2 separate regions of the Homo sapiens genome follow, and region 2 is linked to region 1. The links are chromatin contacts, found by Hi-C in ENCODE. All regions are on one chromosome and are shown on one strand. Each heading gives the region's core, a stretch centred on a gene start or an enhancer-like site at or near the end of the contact. The rest is flanking DNA. Distances are from core to core; before and after follow the strand shown. Region 1 holds the start of ASNSD1 (asparagine synthetase domain containing 1). Region 2 holds the start of COL3A1 (collagen type III alpha 1 chain).

Region 1 (4,227 bases), core at 687-3,186:
AAAGTGAAGTGATACTTCACTTTGGAGCTCTCTTTTTCCTAAACTTGGATTCTTAAAATGTTTCTAAGCTAGCAGTTTTGTAAGAACTTTTTTCCTTAAAAATCTGGCACATTTAAAGTATTGGAAATTCTGGGCTTTTAAAAATATTGGGATTATACCAGTGCTTATTTTTCTCTATAAACTAGTCAGAACAGAGGCCCTTTAATTAGAGATACTATAGTGGGATTTATTAATACACTCCAGAAGTAGGGAAATATTTCATATTTACAAAGGGAGACATAAAGCCTGTTCTAAGTTACAGACACACAGACACATAAAGAGGTTATTGCTTCTGTCTTACAACTTCAATCTCAGGTCAAAAGTAAACACAAAACCACAAAAATTCACCAGTTCTTCTGCTTGAGCGGCCTTTATGTTAAAACAAACAAACAAAACCTTACTAGCCCACATCTCAAATAGCTGTCCTCCTTCCCTCTCAGTGGACACAAAAGTAATTAATTAATTTGAGCTCACAAACAATAAACAAAAAGACTTACAAACTCGCTTCTCTGTCACCTCTCTTATTTATTTATTTGAACCCCTGGCCTCAAGTAATCCTCCCACCTCAGCCCCGAGTGGTTGCGATTACAGGTTTGAGCCACTGCACCTATCTACCTCTCTACCAATGAGACTAGACGTCCATCATCCAACAGATACCACCAAATGGTTAGACCACAAAACCAAACTCCCAATCATTGCTGCTATCAATGTATCAGTAATGTATAAGTTATACCTGAATAACTTATCAGGAATGTACAAATCAGAAATGAAAACACAATCTTTAAAAATCAATTATAAAGGAAAAATATATAACCACTTGGGTTTTCTGTAAGAGCAAATAAAAAACATGCCTGGCCTTAAACAACCCATGATGTATACATTTCTTTCGCCAGATAGTTTGATTCATCACATAAATCCAGTTGGGCATCTCTGTGGAAACTTAAGATTTCCAATAATATAGTATAATTATCAAAAACCTAAAATCATGTCTCTAATGTGAACATAAAATATATACATGTCAAACTTTTATTCAACTCATTGGTTAGTGAGGGAACCGATGACTTTAAAACCAATACAGAATATTAGAGAAGCTAGGCATATGTTAATAAAGAAATGTTAGGACAGAATGCAGGGTTAGATACAAAACTGACTAATGTGTTGCAGAACAATAAATCATAACCTGTGTTGGTATCTGGTACAACAAAAAATTATTTGCATCTCTACCAAACCAAAATCTCTACCAAAGTTAACCTTTGCCCCTACAGAATTGTAAAACAGCCCAGTCAATATAATAAAGTCAAGTCCAGAGCAGCACTGAAAGAGCATCCAGTAAATAAATCTCTTTTGCCTATTTCCAAGTTTTAGTCATTTTTTCCACAGAAATGAGATATTGCAAATATTGCACGGGACATAGATGCACTAAAAAACTATTAATTCATCTGAAGTTCATACTGTATTTTATCCGGCAACCCTAACCACGAGTTAACCAAAACTTTACCAAGTCTGTACAGTTCTTTTGCCAACACGGTATCTCTTAAATCTGTTCCTTAGCTTCATCTTTCCCTAGATAATAAATATCATATTAAGCGCTGTTTCTATTGCACGACTATTCTTCATATTTACCACTGGAGGGCGCACAGAACTCGTAGTATACTAGATAAGAGGTCATGAAGAAACCACCTGAGCGTTTCTGCATCTCAACCACAAGAGGCCAGTACAGGAACCTCAGATTTTGCAACCAGACTGTTTACTCGCTCCCTAAGCAGCCATGCGCAGGCGCGAAACTCCTCCCCAGGCCAGACCCGGCCTGCGCATGCGTTCAAGTGAGCGCGCAGACGCTATTGGTAAGACTCGCGGGAAAAGAAAGGGTGAGCGCGGCTGGAAGCGCGCATGCGCTGTGGCTAATGCCGTAGGCTCCTTCAGGGCTGAGCCATCCCGCGTGTCTTGCGCTCGGTGGAAATGCCCAGCCGAGGGACGCGACCAGAGGACAGCTCTGTGCTGATCCCCACCGACAATTCGACCCCACACAAGGAGGATCTAAGCAGCAAGGTGAGTGTGAGACGCGACGAAAAGGCTCCTGGACTCGGGACCGGGCGCCACTGGACCCTGAAGGTGGTCCGCAGCGGGCAGCGTGGGGCCTGCCTGGGCCTCGGCTTTGCCCTGCTACTTTGCTCTTTTTATTCATAGCACTTGACAGCCACAGTTAGTCCTTTTATTTTCTGAAAACAGTTGCGAAAAGGGAGATCTTGAAATTTGTCCCGAGACTGGACCCAGGTGACAGTGGGGCGGAGTTTTGGTTGGGTGTTTTCCTCCCTAGTCTTTTTAAACTTTTGGAAATACCGCCCACCCCAAATCTGTTCCATCAAAGATATTCTCCATCCAGTTAACCATGCCAGCAACCCGGGGTCCATCCTTGACCCCCATCATGGAAGCCTATCAGTTCTACCTTTGAAGCTCATTTCAAATATGTCCCTTTATCACCGTGAACACTCTTACCACCCCAAATAAGCCACCGTCATCTGCTATCGGGACCCCTGCCCCCGGCAAGGCCTTCCTAAGCGGTCTCTCCTCATCCACCTGTTAGCTGCTGCTTCTCCGTTAACCAGAGCAATGGTCCTAAAACACGCATTGGGTTGTCACTCATACCAAACTGGGGGAGAGAGGAAGCCAATATAATATAAGCCTTAACTGCCATAAACAAACAACCTTTAAAGATAAATGGGGGTGGCGAGGGTTATAGCCCTTCAGGTATTACATGTCCTAGATTCTACTTTGGTTCTGTCCCAAACTTACAATGACATCTTGGGCAAGTCTCTTTAATCTTTCTGTATCAGTTACCTTCTTTGAAGTAAAGTGAAATGTACACCTGTCATTCCTAAAATGGGAAAGCCCTGTATAAATGTTAAGTCTCAAAGAATGTTTACAAATTTGGCCTTGGAATTCAACCTCATTACTACAGCTCTGCCAACGGGGGAGACAGAAAGGTGCACATTCATGGGGATTGGGGGTGAATTTTCAAAAGACACACAGCCCATTCTGATTACCACCATAGCAAGCCACTTACGCATACTGGTGGTTACAGATCCCTGAGGTGTGTGTGAGGTAGCACAAATATGATAAAAGCTGCTTTTAGAGGCTCTTGTGATACTATGTAATCAGTCATGTTCACAAAATAAATAGAGTTAAAAAGAAACTTAGTTTTCACTTAGTTGAGCCCTCCCCTACAAATAAATGAAGCCCAGGCCAGCATGGTGGCCCAGGCCTGTAGTCCCAGCTACTCGGAGGCTAAGGTGTGAGAATCGCCTGAGCCCGGGAAGATCAAAGCTGCAGTGAGCCGTGATCGCACCACTGCACTCCAGCCTGGGTAACAGAGCAAGACCCTGTTTCAAAAAAAAAAAAAAAAAAAAAGCCCAGTTCAACAGTGCCAGCTCTATGCTAGTCATTGAGATAAAAAGAGGGAAAAATACCAAGATGGAACATGATAGGTCTTACTGTCCCCAAATAGGGCATTGCTTGATTTGAATGTTTGACTGCAGCACTTAGTACATAAAATCATGAAAATATTGAAAAAAGTAACCCACCCCTCATTCAATTTGCTTTTTTTTAAATCTAAATCACAACTTAATTTTCAATCTAAATCACAACTTAATTCCTTTTGGTGTATATCATATATATATATTTTTTAAATTATTTATTTATTTATTTTTTTGAGACGGAGTTTCACTCTTGTTGCCCAGGCTAGAGTGCAGTGGTGCAATCTTGGCTCACTGCAGCCTCCGCCTCCCGGGTTCAAGCAGTTCTCCTGCCTCAGCCTCCCGAATAGCTGGGATTACAGGCATGTGCCACTACGCTTGGCTAATTTTGTATTTTTAGTAGAGATGGGGTGTCTGCATGTTGGTCAGGCTGGTCTCGAACTCCCGACTTCAGGTGATCCGCCCGCCTTGGCCTCCCGAAGTGCTGGGATTACAGGCATGAGCCACCGCACCCGGCCTGGTGTATATCATATATTTTTAACAAAAGGTATAAACCTTGTTTAGTAACTGTAGTCCTTGGCATGATTGCTGGTTATGAACACGAAAATCCCTGTCTGGTCTTAATGGGTTACCTAACATTTTGCAAGTCTAATCACTGTTTTTTCTCCTCCAGCTTTTCCTGAACTGTACCCCCACACAGAGACTCCTGTTGAAA
Region 2 (4,514 bases), core at 1,250-3,749, 690 kb before region 1:
CTGTATTAAGAAATGCTTTGACCCCGTATTAGGAAATGCTTTGACAGGAGGTAGAAAAATAGGATCTGGGACACAGAATGCAAAGGATCCTAGTGCAAAACCTCCATATTCGAGGTAGTGAAGAATCGTAAATCAGAATATCTGGAGAATGAATTCTCTAGGTCTCTCCTGAAGACCTTAAAATACAACAATCCTTCCATATGCAAAACATCAGCTAATGTTTCTTAAGTGAGTGCATCAATCATGAATTTTTCTCATGAGTATAAGGCTTTTATTTGAATAGCTAAGCAAATTAAGAATTTTAGAACAATAGTAATTTTATTTATAATGCCTAAAATAAAGCATAACAAGCATTATTTTAAAAATAACATTTCTAATTTTTCACAGTGGAAAATAAATCTAATGAAGAAATTCAATAAATTTCAGCTTTTATAGACCACCTAAAACAATGAGAGAAATCTAATATAGATATATGAATTCTACGTAGATACAAAGACATCATGAGAAAAACTATGTTTCTGAATTGGTTTGAACACAGGAAATATTTTTTGTGTACAGGACAAAGATGTCTGAAAGACAGAAAGATGCATATAACAGCCTTTCCCCAGCATCTCTACTGTGATCCAGTAGAAAAGCTTATATTCATGACCATTCTCAACAGTTACTTTTCTCCCACGCCCCCAAGCAGTGACTCTCCAATCTAAAATAAAGATACACAAGAGGTTGGTCTCGTTCTAGTTTTCCTTTCCTGTCATCAAATGATGTCATCTACATTGAGATGTCTTGGTTTGTGTCCTTGTGACTGAAGATATAAGAAAGCTTGGGAGGCCGAGGCGGGCGGATCACGAGGTCAGGACATCAAGACCATCCTGACTAACACGGTGAAACCCCGTCTCTACTAAAAATACAAAAAATTAACCAGGCGTAGTGGCGGGCGCCTGTAGTCCCAGCTACTCGGGAGGCTGAGGCAGGAGAATGGCGTGAACCCGGGAGGCGGAGCTTGCCGTGAGCCGAGATTGCGCCACTGCAGTCTAGCCTGGGCGAGAGAGGGCGACCCCGTCGCAAAAAAAAAAAAAAAAAAGATGCAAGAAACAAGAAAGCAAGTTTGCCACTGTCCATGCTTACAGGATTCATGTACACCTGGGAATATACATATGACATGAGTTGAGTGAAAATTTAGTAACACAAATTAGAAGAAAGAGAAAGATGAAAATTAGTTTAAAGGAGGTAATTTACTTAAGGAGGAAAGTTTTGCATTGAGGCATAAGGAAGTGACTTCCATTAATTGGTGTGAAATGGGGAGAATTTTATGTGCACAGGCATAGAGACGGACATGTTTAGGTGAAGGTGAAGAAAATTAGTTCAAGTGACCTTGATTAGAATTGAAATGTCCACCGTAGATTATAGAGATAGATGAACTAACTATGAACTGATGATTAGGGTGTAAAGAGATATCTCCATTGCCAGATATAGCCTTATACTGTGGACAAGCATATTTTTCCTGCAGAGATTTATCAAAGACCTATAAATGGTATTTGCCCCTCTTTCAAATATGACACAAAAATTACTGCTTAGATAGATCCAGAAATACATTGGAAAGTTTTGTGGATGAGGATCTGGAAAGTATACACATAAAAGTCTAAATTAGAAATATTTATACTAATCTTTAGAGTAATGCAGAAAAAATGACCACTTTCTCTGGTACTCTTTTGCTATTCTATGTGATAAACTCTTTCTCTTCCAGTTTCCTAAAAAGTTATGTCATGAAAAGGCTGAATTTTTCTCTAGAAAAATCTGCTCTGTCTTTCCCAGGCAGCATAAAAATTGGAAATCTCACAAGAAAGCACTCTGGCTTGCTAAAGAAATTTGTGAGAAATGGAAACAGCTATAGATAAGTATCTAACTTTTAGGAAGCCATTCAAACATTGCTGAAATACTTTGTCTTTTGATATTTGCCTGAAACTTAACTTCTAGGACCCAGGGTGGGTGGATGAGTCGAAGGGGCATACGGTGGCATTTCTTTCCGTGAGTCTCTTACAGTCTCCTATTTAAATTGAGTTAGGATTACTTCTGGCAAAATCCCAACATAAAAATCTTCTAGGAAGATCAGTTCTGTAAATTAGACATACTAGATAAATGGGCATCAAGCAGTTTTTCAAAATTATGCAGTTGTTAACTTCATAAGGGGAAATAAAAATGTATGCATTTACATTGTATGTATTAAAACAAGGCAGAGCATTTCTATACGTTCCTAAGTTATACAAACATATATGTAAGAGTGAAATATGTAAAAAAACTTTTACATAAGCAGATGCATACAAACTCCAGATGTGCTCTTTTTCTTACTGTGGGTTGTGTCTTCTATAAGGGAAAAAGAAATATTTATCATTTCTTTTACTGCTGAGGGGATGGGTGCGGCTCTCATATTTCAGAAAGGGGCTGGAAAGTGAGGGAAGCCAAACTTTTTCCTATTTAAGGCCAAAGCAAAGGAATCTCAGTGGCTGAGTTTTATGACGGGCCCGGTGCTGAAGGGCAGGGAACAACTTGATGGTGCTACTTTGAACTGCTTTTCTTTTCTCCTTTTTGCACAAAGAGTCTCATGTCTGATATTTAGACATGATGAGCTTTGTGCAAAAGGGGAGCTGGCTACTTCTCGCTCTGCTTCATCCCACTATTATTTTGGCACAACAGGAAGGTGAGTAGGTACTGATTTCAAGAAACTTTATGGGATTTTTGTCTTTCTTCTCCTCACAAAGAGGGGTGTAAAGGGGAAAATCAGTTGCCTGATTCAAGATAATTTCCTCTATAAGCTCCAGATTGTGAAACGTTGAACTGACCATGGCTGTGCTTTTTACATTACTTGAAAAATAATCGCGTTATGTGTGTTTTTAAGAGTTCTGTGGTTAAGATAAGATGTTCTTGTACTAACTTGTTTTCATGTTAAAGGCACTGGAAACTTTTAAAAATGGCTTTAAAATTTTTCCCTCCTGGATTGTTAACATCTTGGAATACTTCCCCAGGCAGTCTGGAAGTTATTGGTCTCTTGCAATAATTTTATGTTCCTCTTTGTCTGCTGGATTCTTTGTAAGGTTAGAATATTGAGCATTGTTTTCTGAATAAGAATGCCTTTCAAATATCATGGATTAAGAACAGTCTAAAGGAAGATTCTACGCATTATCAGAATCATTGAATATATTTCTGTAAAATGGCTACAAGATACCTATAAACATTCTTCAAAGGGATCAAACTGCTAAAATATTTTATTATTCCTGTTTTTATTTTGTTTCAAGAATGATTGATTAATTCATCTTTTCTAGTAGCTTGATATTAAGGGACTAATATTTTCCACATATTCTACGTTTTAACCACATTCGCATTAATGAAGAAAATATTTTTTAAAATGTTTCAACAGGAGGTTTGACTTTGCTGCAAACAAGGTAAAGATACTAGTACTGTTTGACTTCAGAAAGCTGTTTTGCTATATTTTCTAATAATTGCATGTAATGTTTTTCATATTCTAATTTCCCCTAAAAACACATTTGTCTCATTATTTATGTGAAAATATTCTTTTATTTACCATAGTCATGAAAATGCTGAACAAATTGGAATACAAACTTCCATAGAAATAAATATTTAAGTGCTAAATGTAAAGATAGCTAGGAGAAATTATTAGACAATTTTTATTGCACATAACTAAACATGGTTACATTTAAACATATAGATTTTGCAAAGGACACTGCATGAAAATTTGGTTTTTGTTTGTAATATCAAATGTATTTGTTGTCCTCATAGCTAATACATGTAAATGTGTGTATGAGGGGAGGGGTAGATATACAATGAAATGTCTTCAGTTATATTCAGCCCATGGACACAAAAGAAAAGAAACACCCATTTTCCTTGTTCCCTTAATTTCCTCTCCTCCTTACCCCTCCTCTCCTTCGCTTTGCCCTCCTCCTTATCTCTCTCCACCCCTTTTGGCTCCTTTAGACTTCTCTTCACTCATCACCCCACCCCTTCCTAGGCAAGCCCATATCTACTCCTCTCTCCTCCTCTGTCTTCCCTGCCTGTTACTCCCTCCCTACTCCCCATGTGGCCTCCTTATGCCTCCATTTCTTTTTTTTAGTTCTCTCTCTCCTTGCCTCCTCACCCTTTCTTTCCCCTGAACTCTCAATCCTTCTTCCTTTCTCATTCCTCTCCCCTTTTCCTCCCTATCCTGCTCTTCCCAGGAGATGCTACAACTCACAGTCCTTTTTTAGGATACCAAATGACTACTATCCCCCACCAACCATTTATTGAAAAGACTACAAACTTAGGGGTTTTAGCTCAAAAAATTGCAACATATTTGTAGTTGCCTCGTGGTTGCAAGCTTTTTATAAGCACTGTGGCTATTTTTCTTCCCAATCCAACTTTAGTGGGGGGGTGTTTGCCACTTACAGTACCTTGACATCACATTAAGTTCTGTTTATTTCCCTCTTTCTCTTTAGATGCAAAAAATAATCAATAAGTATAAAATT

What was found. Hi-C counts contacts between places; a loop is a spot of excess contacts on that map. Pooled maps may share reads with other maps.
Region 2: a pooled map shows a loop between it and region 1 (2.5-fold over the local background). The contact joins the promoter of COL3A1 here to the promoter of ASNSD1 in region 1. A Hi-C loop is called at or near these places in 1 of 168 maps with a recorded cell type or tissue (heart right ventricle) and 5 of 50 pooled maps.

Annotation. Positions count from the first base shown.
Region 1 is chr2:189,659,523-189,663,749 of GRCh38, forward strand. ASNSD1 (asparagine synthetase domain containing 1) reads left to right here and starts at 1,937. Exons shown (of 6, transcript NM_019048.4): 1 at 1,937-2,088. ASDURF (ASNSD1 upstream open reading frame) reads left to right here and starts at 1,937. Exons shown (of 4, transcript NM_001353493.2): 1 at 1,937-2,088. The coding sequence starts at 1,999. RefSeq lists an enhancer at 1,995-2,184.
Region 2 is chr2:188,971,874-188,976,387 of GRCh38, forward strand. COL3A1 (collagen type III alpha 1 chain) reads left to right here and starts at 2,500. Exons shown (of 51, transcript NM_000090.4): 1 at 2,500-2,695. The coding sequence starts at 2,617. All of the region lies in intron 1 of LOC105373791 (a long non-coding RNA gene), which reads right to left.